Regions from separate parts of the Homo sapiens genome. Here regions 1 and 3 are each linked to region 2. Evidence: read pairs that join two places in POLR2A ChIA-PET (ENCODE). Cell type or tissue: OCI-LY7. All regions are shown on one strand. Each heading gives the region's core, and the rest is flanking DNA. Links, peaks and the distances in the headings are about the cores only. Region 1 overlaps S1PR2 (sphingosine-1-phosphate receptor 2). Region 2 overlaps TYK2 (tyrosine kinase 2). Region 3 overlaps SMARCA4 (SWI/SNF related BAF chromatin remodeling complex subunit ATPase 4).

Region 1 (5,726 bases), core at 348-5,347, 150 kb after region 2:
CAGCCGCAGCCTGGGCCCAAGCCTGCCTGGGACTGGCTGCAGCGTGCAGAGGGCATCAAGATGCCCGGGGCTGCGTCCAGCAAGGGAACAAGGGGCCTCTGTGTGGCTATCTGGGAGGGGCAGCAGTCCCCGGGGACGTGCACAAGCCCTTGTCTGTTCCCAAACTAGGACGGATGTCCCTCCGCCCTGGGGGAGCAGCTGCCTCTATCCAGCCAGGGGCCAGGATGCCCCTTGGAGGGGGCGGCCAGGGACTGAGATGGCTGGGTGACTCCGGAAACCTCCATCACTCCTGGGCTCAGGAGAACTGGCCTAACCAGACTTTTCTGGAACGGTGCACACAGTCCTTGCCAGACGTGTTTCTAGGGACCTGAGGAGGACTCCCCCTACTCTCCCCCCTCCCTCCCATTTAGCTAAGGCTGGAACTTCCTCTCCCTTCATGAAAGGCATACACTGCACTGGCGCCTCTGACAACCCCTAACCCTACCCCCAAGCTGGGGGAAGGCCATGGTGTCTGCCTCTCATCCTCTCTGCCGAGGAGCGCCTCTCCCCGCCCCCTCCCACCACGGCTCAGTTTTCCTTGGTGGGTGGCGATGGGGGGGGATGGGAGGGGGTAGAGGGAGGGATGGAAGAGGGTGGAGGGGAGGGATGGGAGGGGGTTGGGGGGGTGACTCAGGTTTTCATGGAACAAATGCCTTACCCCCTCCCGGCGGGGCTGCACACCCCTTCACGGCTCACATGACTTCAGCAAAGCTGCCCCATCCTCCCAGCCAGGACCTCCCAGATGGGGTCTCTCCCATCCTGACTCCCCCTACATCCCGCCTTCCTCACACCGGATGTGACTGCAGAGTGAGGACTCCACCCTGTTTGTTCCAGGGGCCTCACATCTGGATTTCATCCTGGCTGGGGAGGGGGTGCCAGCGCCCTGCCCATCCCGGCAGGACCTTCTGTCCCAGGGCAGAGCTAGATGGTGCTGATGAGAACAGGCTGTTGGAGATCTCGTCTGGTTGGCTTACATCCCTTCCCTTCCCAAAGGACTGGAGGAAAGAGGGGAGCTAATAACATTTGGCAGTATTTGTTGAGTGCTTACTATGAGCTAAACGTGCCTCATGCGTCATTTAAAAGGATTTTCCCATCACCCCCATGAAGTGGGCTTTCTTCTCTCTATTGCACAGATAAGGAGGTTCAGGCTGAGACAGCGTCTAGGGACTTGCCCAGTGTTTCAGAGGTGGAATGGGAGCAAATTCTGGATTGCCTTCAAGGTCTGTGTCCTTGAAGATGGTGTGACCTCTGGGATGTTTGAATCTCAGGGCCGCCCTGGTGTCTCCCCAAGACCTTATCTTGGGAGCACCCGTGGCCTCAAGGCTTAGACCCAGCCTGAAATCCAGCGTTAGTGGGTGGTAATGAATGAGCAGGGCACGGAGCTATCAGTGGTGAGACTCTCCCTGACCCAGGTCAGCATGAGGGCGCAGGCGCCTGTGTGTTCCAGAAAAGAGACAAACCCTCCAGGACCTGCCTAGGGCTTGCTCTCTGGGTAGGTGGGCAAGGTTTCTGGAAGTCCACATTATATTTTTCATGCCATTTGGGGGAGCTTCTTTCCCTTTGAAAGCGTGTAGCTACTCAGGAGACTGAGGCAGGAGGATCACTTGAGCCCAGGAGTAGAGACAACTGTGAGCTATGATCATGCCACTGCACTCCAGCCTGGGTGACAGAGCAAGACCCTATCTCTAGAAAATAATAATGAAAATTAAAAGAGGCAAGATGTCATGGTTCATACCTGTAATCTCATTGCTTTGAGAGGCCGAGGAGAATTGCTTGAAGCCAGGAGTTCAGGACCAGCCTGGACAACACAGTGAGACCCAATCTCTAAAAAACAAAAAAACTAGCCAGGCGGCTGGGCCCGGTGGCTCACACTGGTAATCCCAGCGCTTTGAGAGGCCGAGGCAGGCGGATCATGAGGTCAGAAGTTCGAGACCATGCTGGCCAACATGGTGAAACCCTGTCTCTACTAAAAATAAAAAAAAAATTAGCTGGGCCTGGTGGCAGGTGCCCGTAATCCCAGCTACTCAGGAAGCTGAGGCAGGAGAATCACTTGAACCCAGGAGGAGGAGGTTGCAGTGAGCCAAGACCGTGCCGCAGCACTCCAGCCTTGGCAACAGAGGGAGACTCCATCTCAAAAAAAAAAAAAAAAAAAAAAAATTAGCCAGGCGTGGTGGCATGTGCTTGTAGCTGAAGCTGAGGTGGGAGGCTGAGGTGGGAGGATCACTTGAGCCCAGGAGTTCAAGGCTGCAGGGAGCTATGATTGCGCCACTGCACTCCAGCCTGAATGACAGAGCAAGACCTTGTCTTTAAAATATAGATAAATAAAATAAATAAGAAAGAGCGTAGCCTAGGGCTTATAGAGGCCGCAGAGCCAGTCTCTCTGGCCCTGCCGCTGGTTAAATTTGAGACTTTAGGAAAGTGAATTAATCTCTCTGGGTTTCCCGTCTGTAAGTGGGGATGATGATGATTCTGAATTCATGTGGCCCTTCCTCGAAGAGTAACAGAGCAGGAAATTGAATCTCAGCCCATCCGAGGCCAGAGCCCAGGTAGCAGCCACAGCTCTGACCTATTGTCTGTCTGTCTGTCTGTCTTCTCTGCAGTTCTGAAAGCCCCATGGCCCCAGCAGGCCTCTGAGCCCCACCATGGGCAGCTTGTACTCGGAGTACCTGAACCCCAACAAGGTCCAGGAACACTATAATTATACCAAGGAGACGCTGGAAACGCAGGAGACGACCTCCCGCCAGGTGGCCTCGGCCTTCATCGTCATCCTCTGTTGCGCCATTGTGGTGGAAAACCTTCTGGTGCTCATTGCGGTGGCCCGAAACAGCAAGTTCCACTCGGCAATGTACCTGTTTCTGGGCAACCTGGCCGCCTCCGATCTACTGGCAGGCGTGGCCTTCGTAGCCAATACCTTGCTCTCTGGCTCTGTCACGCTGAGGCTGACGCCTGTGCAGTGGTTTGCCCGGGAGGGCTCTGCCTTCATCACGCTCTCGGCCTCTGTCTTCAGCCTCCTGGCCATCGCCATTGAGCGCCACGTGGCCATTGCCAAGGTCAAGCTGTATGGCAGCGACAAGAGCTGCCGCATGCTTCTGCTCATCGGGGCCTCGTGGCTCATCTCGCTGGTCCTCGGTGGCCTGCCCATCCTTGGCTGGAACTGCCTGGGCCACCTCGAGGCCTGCTCCACTGTCCTGCCTCTCTACGCCAAGCATTATGTGCTGTGCGTGGTGACCATCTTCTCCATCATCCTGTTGGCCATCGTGGCCCTGTACGTGCGCATCTACTGCGTGGTCCGCTCAAGCCACGCTGACATGGCCGCCCCGCAGACGCTAGCCCTGCTCAAGACGGTCACCATCGTGCTAGGCGTCTTTATCGTCTGCTGGCTGCCCGCCTTCAGCATCCTCCTTCTGGACTATGCCTGTCCCGTCCACTCCTGCCCGATCCTCTACAAAGCCCACTACTTTTTCGCCGTCTCCACCCTGAATTCCCTGCTCAACCCCGTCATCTACACGTGGCGCAGCCGGGACCTGCGGCGGGAGGTGCTTCGGCCGCTGCAGTGCTGGAGGCCGGGGGTGGGGGTGCAAGGACGGAGGCGGGGCGGGACCCCGGGCCACCACCTCCTGCCACTCCGCAGCTCCAGCTCCCTGGAGAGGGGCATGCACATGCCCACGTCACCCACGTTTCTGGAGGGCAACACGGTGGTCTGAGGGTGGGGGTGGACCAACAACCAGGCCAGGGCAGAGGGGTTCATGGAGAGGCCACTGGGTGACCCCAGATAGAGACTTGGGGCTACTGAGCCAGATGCCCCCGCCCCACAGACCTGGGTGATGTTGCAAATATTTCACACCTGGAAAGGCCAGATAAGGCACTGACTAGTCACATAGCAGTGTTGCAGTGCGGTCCTGAGGGCCAGTCCAGTGGCTAGTGTGACCCCTTTAGAACTGGATCCTGGGGAGGCCAGGGCAGGGGACCTGTGAAGAGCCAGGGTGAGGGCAGGCAGCATTTAAGGGGAGCTCAGGGCAGGAGCACTTTACCACCTGGTACAAAGGATTTTTTTTTTTTTTTGAGACGGAATCTTGCACTGCTGCCCAGGCTGGAGTGCAGTGGCGTGATCTCGGCTCACCGCAAGCTCCGCCTCCTGGGTTCATGTCGTTCTCCTGCCTCAGCCTCCCAAGTAGCTGGGACTATAGGCGCCTGCCACCACACCTGGCTAATTTTTTGTACCTTTAGTAGAGATGGGGTTTCACCGTGTTAGCCAGGATGGTCTTGATCTCCTGACCTCGTGATCCGCCCGCCTCGGCCTCCCAAAGTGCTGGGATTACAGGCGTGAGCCACCGTGCCCGGCTTTTTTTTTTTTTTTTTTTTTTTTTTTTTTTTTTTTTGAGATGAAGTCTCGCTCTGTTGCCCAGGCTGGAGAGTGCAGTGGTACGGTCTCAGCTCACTGCAACCTCCACCTCCCAGGTTCAAGCGATTCTCCAGCCTGAGCCTCCTGAGTAGCTGGGATTACAGGTGCCTACCACCACGCCCAGGTAATTTTTTTTTTTTTTGTATTTTTAGTAGAGACGGGGTTTCACCATGTTGGCCAGGCTGGTCTCGAACTCCTGACCTCATGATCCGCCCGTGTTGGCCTCCCAAAGTGTGGGATTACAGGCGTAAGCCACCTCACCTGGCGGTACAAAGAATTTCTGCATTTTCTTCCCTGGCCCCTAGTCCTGCACCGATTTCTCCTTTTCGAATGTATTCCTCCTGCCACCTTCTCTGGGCAACTTCGTGCGACTACAGAACCACTGTCCTGAGGAGCTAGAGGCCTCCTCTCTGACCATCCAGAGCCCAAATCCACAGCTTCCCCAAATTTCATCAGCTGCCACTTGACGACTTCTCCCCGTCTCTCTGAGGCCCGGAAACCACGGCTGGAGGTGGGGAGGGGATGGCGGCTGAGGTCCATTCCTCATTCTCAGACCTCATTGCTCAGTTGCACTATTTGGGGCACAGAATAATCACCAAAAGTGAGAAAAACGAGTTTGGGTGGCTGGGGAGGACTTTGGGACTCTTGATGCAAGGCGCAACTTGAGAAAATTCTGGGTGTGATATTTGCACAGACACCCTCCTTTCAAAAACAGCCACCCCCCAAGCTATTCTCAGCTCCACACCTGCAGCCCCAGCTAAGGTACCAGGTCTCCTGAGCAAGGCAGAGAGAAGCCTTGAGCCTTCTCTGTGTCTTCTTTCAAGAACCCCGCTGTGTCTTCTTTCAAGATTTTTTTTTTGAGACAGTTTCAAGATTTTTGTTTTGTTTTTGAGATGGAGTCTCACTGTGTCACCCAGGCTGAGGTGGCAGTGGTTCAATCTCCGTTCACTGCCACCTCCACCTCCCGGGTTCAAGCGATTCTCCTGCTTCAGCCTCTCGAGTAGCTGGGACTACAGGCACCTGCCACCATGTCTGGCTAATTTTTGTATTTTTAGTAGAGACAGGGTTTCACTACGTTGGCCAGGCTGGTCTCAAACTCCTGACCTCAAGTGATCCGCCCGCCTCGGCCTCCCCAATTGCTGGGATTACAGGCGTGAGCCACTGTGCCCGGCCTTCTTCTTTCAAGTTATATAGAATGGAGCATGGGGGTGGCAGTGGCTAGGGACATTTCCTGGGGACACTCTCCCCTAACCCCCCAGAAGGACTTCACAAAAACCTGTGGATA
Region 2 (5,000 bases), core at 1-5,000:
AGAAAAAAAAAAAAAAAAAAGAAAGAAAGGCTTTCCCTCCTCCTGCACAGGAAATTGCACTTCCAAATATATCTACTACAGTCTTTCTTTTTTTCTTTTTTTTGAGATGGAGTCTCGCTCTGTCCCAGGCTGAAGTGCAATGGCGCAATCTCAGCTAACTGCAACCTCCGCCTCCCGGGTTCAAGCGATTCTCCGGCCTCAGCCTCCCGAGTAGCTGGGACTACAGGTGTGTGCCACCATGCCCGGCTAGATTTTTTTTTTTTTTTTGTATTTTTAGTAGAGGTGGGGTTTCACCGTGTTAGCCAGGATGGTCTTGATCTCCTGACCTCGTGATCTGCCCGCCTCGGCCCTCCAAAGTGCTGGGATTACAGGTGTGAGCCACCATGCCCGGCCCAATTTTCTTTTTTTAATGACATAGGGTCTCACTCTGTCACCCAGGCTGGAGTGCAGTGGTGTGACCTCAGCTCACTGCAACCTCCATGTCCCAGGTTCAAGCCATTCTCCTGCCTCAGCCGCCTGAGTAGCTGGAATTACAGGTGCACACCCCACGCCCGGCTAGTTTTTATATTTTTAGTAGAGCTGGAGTTTTGCCATGTTGGCCAGGCTGGTCTCGAACTTCTGACCTCAAGTGATCCACCTGCCTCAGCCTCCCAAAGTGCTGGGATTACAGGCGTGAGCCACCATGCCCAACCAAGGAAAGGCCTTTCTAAGGCGGCTTTGGTTACATATACCTTCCTCCAGAAACTCCTCTTACCTCCCCCATTCCCAGCTTTCCATGACTGGATGGGGGCATTGTAATCAATTTTTATAACACTTCCTACTTCCCCATTGATGGCTGAGTCTTTTTTTTTTTTTCTTTCGTAGAGACAGTCTCTCTCTTGCCCAGGCTGAAATGCAGTGGTGCAATCATGACGCATTGCAGCCTCTAACTGCCCAGGCTCAAGTGATTTTCCTGCCTCAGTCTCCCAAATAGCTGGGGCTACAGGCACATGTCACCACACCCGGATAATTTTTGTATTTTTTGCATGTTGCCTCATGCTGGTCTCAAACTCCTGGGCTCAAGCCATCCACCCGCCTTGGCTTCCCAAAGTGTTGGGAGGCATGAGCCATCGCGCCTGGCCATGACTGATTTTTTTTTTTTTTTTGAAACGAAGTCTCGCTCAGTCCTCAAAGCTGGAGTGCAATGGCACAATCTTGGCTCACTGCAACCTCCGCCTCCCGGGTTCTAGCGATCCTCCTGCCTCAGCCTCCTGAGTAGCTGGGATTACAGGCGCCTGCCACCACGCCCAGCTAATTTTTGTATTTTTAGTAGAGACGGGGTTTCACCATGTTGGTCAGGCTGGTCTTGAACATGCATGCTGTTCCCCCTGCCTCGGCCTCTCAAAGTGCTGGGATGACAGGTGTGAGCCACCGTGCCCGGCTTTTTTTTTTTTTTTTTTTTTTGAGACGGAGTCTCGCTCTGTCACCCAGGCTGGAGTGCAGTGGTGTGATCTCGGCTCACTGCAACCTCCGCCTCCCGGGTTCAAGTGATTCTCCTGCCTCAGCCTCCTGAGTAGCTGGGATTACAGGCGCCCACCACCACACCTGGCTAATTTTTGTATTTTCAGTAGAGACGGGGGTTTCACCATGTTGGCCAGGCTGGTCTCGAACTCCTGACCTCAAGTGATCCACCTGCCTCAGACTCCCAAAGTGTTGGGATTACAAGTGTGCACCCTCGAGCCTGGCCATGGCTGATTCTTTGTTTTGTTTTGTTGTGTTGTTTGAGACAGAGTCTCGCTCTGTCGCCCAGGCTGGAGTGCAGTGGCGCGATCTCAGCTCACTGCAAGCTCCGCCTTCCGGGTTCACGCCATTCTCCTGCCTCAGCCTCCCGAGGAGCTGGGACTATAGGCACCCACCACCACGCCTGGCTAATTTTTTGTATTTTTAGTAGAGACAGGGTTTCACTGTGCTAGCCAGGATGGTCTCGATCTCCTGACCTCGTGATCCGCCCACCTCAGCCTCCCAAAGTGCTGGGATTACAGGTGTGAGCCACTGTGCCCGCCCCCATGACTGATTATTAAAGGATTCAGACAGGTGTGCGGGTGATGTGAAACACGCTCAGCAGAGGGAACAGCATGCATGGAGGCCCGGAGAGCTTGATCTGTTTGAGGAAGCGAAAGACCTTCAGGGTGACTGGGGTATCAATTTTGAGAGTTTGGAAGGGGAAGTAACAATTGAAATTGGGGCATAGCAGGCAAAAGCCAGGGTGGGGGTACTCAGAATCAAGGGTCAAGGGGTTGGGCATTCTCCGGGAGCAATGGGGAGCCATGGAAGGTTTAAGCCAGAGAGTGAAGCAGTCTGACTAGTTCTTTTATTTTTATTTTTTATTTTTGACTGGTTCTTTAAGAAGTTGTCTCAAGCCAGGCACAGTGGGTCACGCCTGTAATCCCAGCACTTTGGGAGGCTGAGGCGGGCAGATCACTTGAGGTTAGGAGTTTGAGACCAGCATGGCCAACATGGTGAAACCCCGTCTCTACTAAAAATATAAAAATTAGCTGGGCGTGGTGACGCACATCCCAGCTACTTGGGAGGCTGAGGCAGGAGAATCACTTAAACCTGGGAGGCGGAGTTGCAGTGAGCCGAGATCGCACCACTGCACTCCAGCCTGGGTGACAGAGACTCGGTCTCAAAAAACAAAAATATGAAACATTGGCCAGGTGCCGTAGCTCACACTTGTAATCCTTGCGCTTAGGGAGGCCAAGGCGGGTGGATCACTTGAGGTCAGGAGTTGGAGACCAGTCTGGTCAACATGATGAAACCCCATCTCTACTGAAAATACAAAAAATTAGCCGGGCGTGGTGGCGGGCGCCTGTAATCCCAGCTACTCAGGAGGCTGAGGCAGGAGAATCGCTTGAACCCAGGGGGTGGAGGTTACAGTGAGCCGAGATCACGCCACTGCACTCCAGCCTGGGCAACAAGAGCAAAAACTCTATCCAAAAAAAAAAAAAATACAAAAAATTAGCTGGGCATGGTGGCACATGCCTGTAGTCCCAGCTACTCAGGAGGCTGAGACAGGAGAATGACTTGAACCTGAAAGGCAGAAGTTGCGGTGAACCAAGATTGCAACATTGCACTCCAGTCTGGGTGACTCCATCTAAAAAAAATATATATTGTTTCACAGGGAGGTATCCTCCCTTCACAGAGGGGCAGTATAATTCCATGGTGTGACTTTGGAGAGTGATTTGATAACACAGTCAAAGCTGGATGCAGTGGCTCACGCCTGCAATCCCAGCAGTTTTGGAGGCTAAGCGTGGAGGATCACTTGAGCCCAGGAGTTCAAGATCAGCCTGGGCAACATCGCGAAACCCCGTCTCTACTAAAAATACAAAAAATTAGCCAGGTGTGCTGTGTGCTGGTGTGCACCTGTAGTCCCAGCTACTCAGGAGGCTGAGGTGGGAGGATCACTTGAGCCCGGGAGGTTGAAGCTACAGTGATCATGCCACTGCCCTTCAGCCTAGGTGACAGAGCAAGATGCTGTCTCAAAAAAAAAAAAAAAAAAAAAAATATATATATATATATATATATATATAGCTGTGTGTGGTGGCGTGTTCCTGTATTTCCCAGCTACTCAGGAGACTGAGGCAGGAGGACTGCTTGAGCCAGGGAGGTCATGGCTGCACTGAGCCATGATTGCACCACTGTATTCCAGCCTATATGTCAGAGCAAGATCCTGCTTCAAAAAAAAAAAAAAACCCAGGCCGGGCGCCGTGGCTCACGCCTGTAATCCCAGCACTTTGGGAGGCTGAGGTGGGCGAATCATGAGGTCAGGAGATTGCGACCGTCCTGGCTAACACGGTGAAACCCCGTCTCTACTAAAAAAATACAAAAAAATTAGCTGGGCATGGTGGCGGGCGCCTGTAGTCCCAGCTACTCGGGAGGCTGAGGCAGGAGAATGGCGTGAACCCAGGAGGCAGAGCTTGCAGTGAGCGGAGATTGAGCCACCACACTCCAGCCTGGGCGACAGATCGAGACTCCGTCTCAAAAAAAAAAACAAAAACTCAGAAACATCTTCCCTGAGGCCATATAGTTCCACTCCTGGACAGTGACAGTCACTCTATAAACAGTCAGCTCATGTGCTCCCAGGGACACTTATGAGAATGTTTAGAGCCGCCTTGTTTATCATATGGAAAAGGGGAGACCATTGCAAAGTCCCTCAATAAGAGACTGCCTAAGTAAATTGCAATCTGGTTGAATACTGGACTACTGCGCAGCCGGGAGAAGGAATTTAACCAGAATTACTCATGTCATTCTGCATGAAGCTTTATAACCTCTCGTAGCCTGAAAAAGCACATTGCAGAGGGACGTCTGCAGTATAATACCACACATTTACAGTTCATAACTTTTTTTTTTTTGAGACAGAGTTTCGCTCCTGTTGCCCAGGTTGGAGTGCAATAGCACGATCTCAGCTCACCGCAACCTCCACCTCCCAGGTTCAATTCTCCTGCCTCAGCCTCCCGAGTAGCTGGGATTACAGGCATGCGCCACCACGCCCAGCTAATTTTGTATTTTTAGTAGAGACGGGGTTTCTCCATTTTGGTCAGGCTGGTCTCGAACTCCCGACCTCAGGTGATCCGCCTCCCTCAGCCTCCCAAAGTGCTGGGATTACAGGCGTGAGCCACTGTGCCCAGCCACAGTTCATAACATTTAAGGCTAGATTGTAGAGGATATGAAAATTATAAACACTACTTCAGGGCAGAGCACACTGGCTTATGCCTGTAATCCCAGCACTTTGGAGGCTGAGTAGCTCAGCCTCCCAGCTACTCAGGAGGCTGAGGTGGGAGGATCACTTGAGCCTAGGAGTTTGAGACCAGCCTGGACAACATGGTGAGACCCCTTCTCTACAAAAACTACAAAAATCAGCTGGGCATGGTGGCGTGCGCCTGTAGTCCCAGCTCCTTGGGAGGCTGAGGCAGGAGGATTGCTTTAGCCCAGTAAGTCGAGGGTGCAGTGAGCCATGATCA
Region 3 (5,726 bases), core at 324-5,323, 600 kb before region 2:
GCCTCTAGAGTCAGGCTGCAGTGAAACAGGAACGCGGGTGCCACCAGCATCCGCAAATTCATTTCCGGATTGAAAGCTCAGACACGTGCAGAGTGACAGTAAAGGGGATCCCAACAGCCCGGGAGTGATGCAAAGCCATCCCCAGCAGTATCGCCCAGTGCCAAAGCCTGTGATGAGGTTGCTGGTGCCTGCACTTGAACAAGCACTGGCCGACTTGCAGCACAAAGTGGAGAGCCGTGGAGCGACTCCACGTCCTCAGCTCAGTACTGAGGGGAGCAGCGTGTGATTCTGCTTACTCTCACTGACTTGTACATGCCCTGATCGCAGGATCATAGGTGAACAGCTTGAAGAACACTGCGTCAGACATCCCTCCTGACGTTCCAGAAGGCATTCTTGGGCCCCCCCAGTCAATACCACTCTCCCAGGGAAACCACTATTTTGACTATCACTGTGGCTTCCTTTCACCTGTTATTGAACTTCCAATAAAATGACGGGTGTGGTGGGTCACGTCTATAATACATATATTATATAATATACAATATATACTTATAACATATAATATATGTAACATATAAATAATATAATGTTGGGGGCAGTGGGTCATACCTATAATCCCAGCACTTTGGGAGGCCAAGGCAGAAGGATCGCTTGAGTCCAGGAATTCAAGACCAGCCTAGGCAACATAGCAAGACCCTGTCTCTACAAGTTTTTTTTTTTAAATTAGCTTATACTCAGGAGGCTGAGTAGGGAGAACTGTTTGAGCCCAGGAGGTCAAGGCTGCAGTGAGCCATGATCGTGGGCAACAGAGAAAGACCCTGTCTCAAAAAAAAAAAAAAAAGACAATCACACAGGGTCACCATGTCTGGGAGAGTCATCCGTTCTTTTTATGTGAGCATTCTCATTTTCATAGACATTGTACTCTACCAGGTTCTGGCCAGCACAAATCAAGCTGCTATGAGAGTCATTTGGTGAACACATGCATTGGTTCTTCTTGGGTGTCCAAGAATGAAACTGGTGGTTATAAAGGGAGGCATAAACTTAGCTTTGCTAGTTTTCCAAAATAGTTGTATCATCTACACACACGGTCCCACCTCCCACACAGGGACAGCATTCCAGGTGCTCTTCATCAACCCCAACACTTGCTGCTGTCAGTCCTTACAACTTTTAACAATGTTGCCAATGTCCAATCGCATCTTCTTATGGTCTTCATTTGCATGTCCCTCACAACTAATGGCACGGAGCACCTTTCTGTATGCTTACTGGCTATTGAGATATCTATCTATCTATTTATTTATTTATTTAGAGACAGAGTCTTGCTCCATCACCCAAGCTGGAGTGCAGTGGCGTGATCTCGGCTCACTGCAACCTCCGCCTCCTAGGTTCAAGCGATTATCGTGCCTCAGCTTCCCGAGTAGCTGGGATTACAGGCACGCACCACTATACCTGGCTAAAATATATATATATATATATTTTTTGTATTTTTAGTAGAGACGGGGTTTCGCCATGTTGGCCAGGCTGGTCTTGAACTCCTGATCCACCTGCATCAGCCTCCAGAAGTGCTGGGATTACAGGCACGAGCCACCACATATGTGGCCGGTATCCACTTTTAAAAAGTAGAAAGTATCGGCCGGGCGTGATGGCTCATACCTGTAATCCCAGCACTTTGGGAGGCCGAGGCAAGCAGAGGTCAGGAGTTCGAGACCAGCCTGACCAAAATGGTAAAACCCGTCTCTACTAAAAATACAAAAATTAGCCAGGCGTGGTGGGTGCATGCCTATAATCCCAGCTACTTAGGAGGCTGAGGCAGGAGAATCACTTGAACCCGGTAGGTGGAAGTTGCAGTGAAGCCGAGATTACATCATTGCACTCCAGCCTGGGCAATAAGAGTAAACCTCCATCTCAACAAACAGAAAAAAAGAGAGAGAAGCTCTTAATTCTAATGAAGGCCAGTTCATCAAGTTTGGTCTTTGAGGTTTAACATTTCTGGGGTCCTATTTAAGAAATCCTCGTCTACCGTAAGGTCATGCTGACAGAGGAAGGGAAGGGATATTTGCAAATCCAGCGGGGACTGTGGCTTGCCTTCACCTCCCTGTGATTTACAACTGCTGAGGATGTCTCAGTCACAAAGAAATGGCAAGGAAGGAAGATCTAGCCAGGAGGTAGGGGCCTCAGCCTACTTGATGGTAACAACTGAGACTCCCCGCACTGGGCCCTCACCACCACACAGGGACTACAGTGGTCCTGCTGGCCAGCTGACAGATGACAGGGAAGTGGAAGAGTTCAGGTCACAAGGCCAAGGCCACAGTGGAACTCACTGCCATGCATCCCACACTCTGAACATGGACTGTGAAGCCACGGTGCCACCTGCCTCACGGGTAACCTCCCTGTGGCTCCACCTCCTCCTCCACAGGCTGGAACATCGAACCATCACTCACAGGCAGGAAGTGCCAGCCGCTCAGCTGGTGAAACCAAGGTGCCCCATCTCTCCCCAGGTTTACTGAGCAGCTGCTTAGCACGTGAAAGGTATCGCACTAGGAGCATCACACAGATGAGGTCCTCAGATGCTCCCATCAAAATGTGAAGCAGAGGCTCCTTTCCCTGAACAGAAATGAGAAAACTGAGTCATGGGCTGGGCATGGTGGCCCATGCCTGTAATCCCAGCACTTTGGGAGGCCGAGGCGGGCGGGTCACTTGAGGTGAGAAGTTCAACACCAGCCTGGCCGACTTGGTGAAACCCCGTATCTACTTAAAAAACAAAAAGTAGCTGGGTATGGTGGTGCATGCCTGTAATGCCAGCTACTCGGGAGGCTGGGGCAGGAGAATTGATTGAACCCGAGAGGCAGAGGCTGCAGTGAGCCGAGATCACACCACTGCACTCCAGCCTGGGCAACAGAGCAAGAGTTCATCTCAAAAAAAACAAAAACAAAACAAAAAAAAACTCGAGTCCGTAACGCAGCCTCCCCCCAGCACAAACCGCAGGTAACACTCCTGCCCCGCAATGCTCAGGAACAACAGACTGGCTTCCCCTCTTGGGCGCGCATCAGGTAGAAGCAGCTGGCTGGAGAGCAGCAAACCCCTAGGTGCGATCCAGGACCTGCTGTCAGCCATGACACGCCCACCCTGGCAAGCAATGCACACAGATTTGGCCGGCTGCCAAGAATTTTGTTCTTGTTATTTGTTTATTTATTTGTTTTGGAGACAGAGTCTCGCTCTGTCACCCAGGCTTAGCGCAGTGGTGCGACCTTGGCTCACTGCAACCTCCGCCTCCTAGGTTCAAGCGATTCTCCTGCCTCAGCCTCCCGAGTAGCTGGGACTACAGGCGCACACTGCCGAACCTGGCTAATTTTTTTGTATTTTAGTAGAGACAGGGTTTTTGCCATGTTGCCCAGGCTGGTCTCAAACTCCTGAGCTCAGGCAATCCGCCTGCCTCGGCCTCCCAAAGTGCTAGGATTACAGATGAGAGGCACCACGCCCGGCCCAATTTTTTTTTTTTTTTTGAGACAGGGTCTCGCTCTGTCTCCCAGGCTGGAATGCAGTGGCGCCATCACAGCTCACAGCCTTGAACTTCTGGGCTCAAGTGATCCTCCCATCTCAACTTCCCGAGTAGCTGGGACTACAGGCTCATGCCACTATGCCCAGCTAATTTTTGTATTTCTTTATAGAAATGAGGTCTCGCCGTGTTGCCCAGGCTGGTCTCAAACACCTGGGCTCAAGTGATCCGCCCACCTCAACCTCCGAAAGTGCTAGGACTACAGGCATGAGCCACCGCACCTAGCCCAAGCCACAGTGCCTGACCCACAAACATCTCTTATCCCTCCTTGCTCCCACAGCCATAAGCATGGTGTTGTTCTCAGCCCTCAACCTCCTCCTGGCCAGCTCACCCTCCCTGAAGGGCTGGGGTGAGGCCAGCCCTGTAGAAGCTGGATGGGGTGTGGGGCTGGGTGCACCTTGCTCCGGCGAGATGTCTACACGGGAAGGCCAAACGAGCACGGCCAGGAAAGGTGTCTAAGGACAAGGAACACCTCTCTCTCTACCCCTTCTTACCCCATCGCCAATCATCCCTGCCCTTCTATACAGGAAACGAAGGATTTGGCATTTTCAGCAAAGTCCTGGGGTGGCCAAAGGTCGTCCCTAAGGTGTCTTACACGGTGCCGCTTAGAGTCCTGCAATGGGGCCCTCAATGATAAGTCACTAGCAGGGGAAATTCACGCAGCAATGAAATCCATTGCAGACCAGGAGGCCACACCTACTCAGGTGGAAAAAGCAAAGGATGAGGGGATTCAGGGGCCAAAAGGGCAAGAATAGTTAGTACAGCGTGTGGAAGCCAAATCCAGATGTGTGCGGCCCTTGGATCGGGTGCTGCCGGGGCCTCCACAAGGAGAAAACAGAGCCTGGGAATCCAGGCCAGCAGCCAGAAGGAATGACCGGAAGTGAAACTACTCTGGCACAAGAATCTAAAAGCTAAGATGTAAAACACTCAGTTAAAAGTCCAGGAGGTTAACCCTTTCCCTGGGCCAAAGGGTCTAGAAGTGGTGTGGCCATATTGCCTCAATTTCTTGAGAAGCTCCTCAATTGCCCAGCAATCAGAACCCCCACACAACCCACGCTGCAGAAGTCTTGGCACATCAAAAAAGAATTGAGAGGCTGGGCGTGGTGGCTCACGCCTACAATTCCAGCACTTTGCGAGGCCAAGGTGGGCGGATCACAAGGTCAGGAGTTTGAGACCACCCTGGCCAACATGGTGAAACCCTATCTCTACTAAAATACAAAAATTAGCTGGGCGTGGTGGAGCTGGCCTGTAGTCCCAGCTATTCGGGAAGCTGAGGCAAGAGAATCGCTTGAACCCGGGAGGTGGAGGTTGCAGTGAGCCAAGATCGCGCCACTGCACTCCAGCCTGGCAACAGAGAAACACTCAAAAAAAAAAAAAAAAAAGTAAGGTTGGATATGGTGTTAATGCCTATAATCCCAGCACTTTGGAGGCCAAGGAAGGCAGATCACCTGAGGCCAAGAGTTCGGGACCAGCCTGGCCAACATAGCAGAATCCCATCTCTAGTAAAAATACAAAAGTCAGCCAGGGGTAATGGTGCATGCCTGTAGTCCCAGCTACTCAGGAGGCTGAGGCACGATAATCACTTGAACCAGGAAACGGAGGTTGCAGTGAGCCAAGATCACGCCACTGCACTCCATCCTGAGCGACAGAGACCCTGTCTCAAAAAAAAAAAAAAAAAAAAAAGAATAACTATATATGCATATGGCTGGGCATGGTGTCTCACAGCTGTAATCCCAGCACTGTCGGAAGCTGAGGCGAGCGGATCACCTGAGATCGAGACCAGCCTGGCAAACGTGGTGAAACCCCATCTCTACAAAAACACAAAAGTTAGCTAGGCGTGGTGGTGGGCACCTGTAATCACAGCTACTTGGGAGGCAGAGGCAGGAGAATCACTTGAACCCAGCAGCCAGAGGTTGCGGTGAGCCAAGATCGCACCACAGCTCTCTAGCCCAGGCAATAGAGCAAGACTCTGTCTCAAAAAAAAAAAAAAAAAAAAAAAAAAAAAAAAAAATATATATATATATATATATATATGCATGTTAATCCATGCATAGAAATTACCCCAAAGAAAACATGCACAAACCGCTGTCAGCACAGCCAGTAGCTCTCTCTGATGGCATGTGATGAGGAACTTACCCTTTCCATATCACAGATGTCTGGCGCTTTTTATTTATTT

What was found. ChIA-PET counts read pairs that join two places held together with the same protein. Peaks named below come from ENCODE experiments on the same cell type or tissue, not always from the same donor. Only the 100,000 strongest peaks of a DNase experiment are listed, where the experiment ranks them.
Region 1: POLR2A ChIA-PET joins it to region 2 with 6 read pairs; 7 of 35 experiments call an interaction of 5 or more read pairs at or near these places.
Region 3: POLR2A ChIA-PET joins it to region 2 with 8 read pairs; 2 of 35 experiments call an interaction of 5 or more read pairs at or near these places.

The regions. Positions count from the first base shown.
Region 1 is chr19:10,221,861-10,227,586 of GRCh38, reverse strand. S1PR2 (sphingosine-1-phosphate receptor 2) reads left to right here. Exons shown (of 2, transcript NM_004230.4): 2 at 2,640-5,726. The coding sequence starts at 2,682. The coding sequence ends at 3,743. Among named protein-coding and RNA genes, the nearest start is that of MIR4322, 5.7 kb to the left of the region's middle. In OCI-LY7, for the core only: no CTCF peak of the experiment used is centred there; DNase peaks (open chromatin) are centred at 441, 4,900 and 5,196; H3K4me3 peaks cover 2,750 bases; H3K27ac peaks cover 4,696 bases.
Region 2 is chr19:10,371,028-10,376,027 of GRCh38, reverse strand. The region is part of intron 3 of TYK2 (tyrosine kinase 2); the gene reads left to right. Among named protein-coding and RNA genes, the nearest start is that of TYK2, 7.0 kb to the left of the region's middle. In OCI-LY7, for the core only: no CTCF peak of the experiment used is centred there; a DNase peak (open chromatin) is centred at 2,117; H3K27ac peaks cover 1,155 bases.
Region 3 is chr19:10,974,525-10,980,250 of GRCh38, reverse strand. All of the region lies in intron 1 of SMARCA4 (SWI/SNF related BAF chromatin remodeling complex subunit ATPase 4), which reads right to left. Among named protein-coding and RNA genes, the nearest start is that of SMARCA4, 16 kb to the right of the region's middle. RefSeq lists an enhancer at 2,413-3,105. In OCI-LY7, for the core only: no CTCF peak of the experiment used is centred there; DNase peaks (open chromatin) are centred at 2,186, 2,460, 3,120 and 3,730; H3K4me3 peaks cover 3,856 bases; H3K27ac peaks cover 5,000 bases.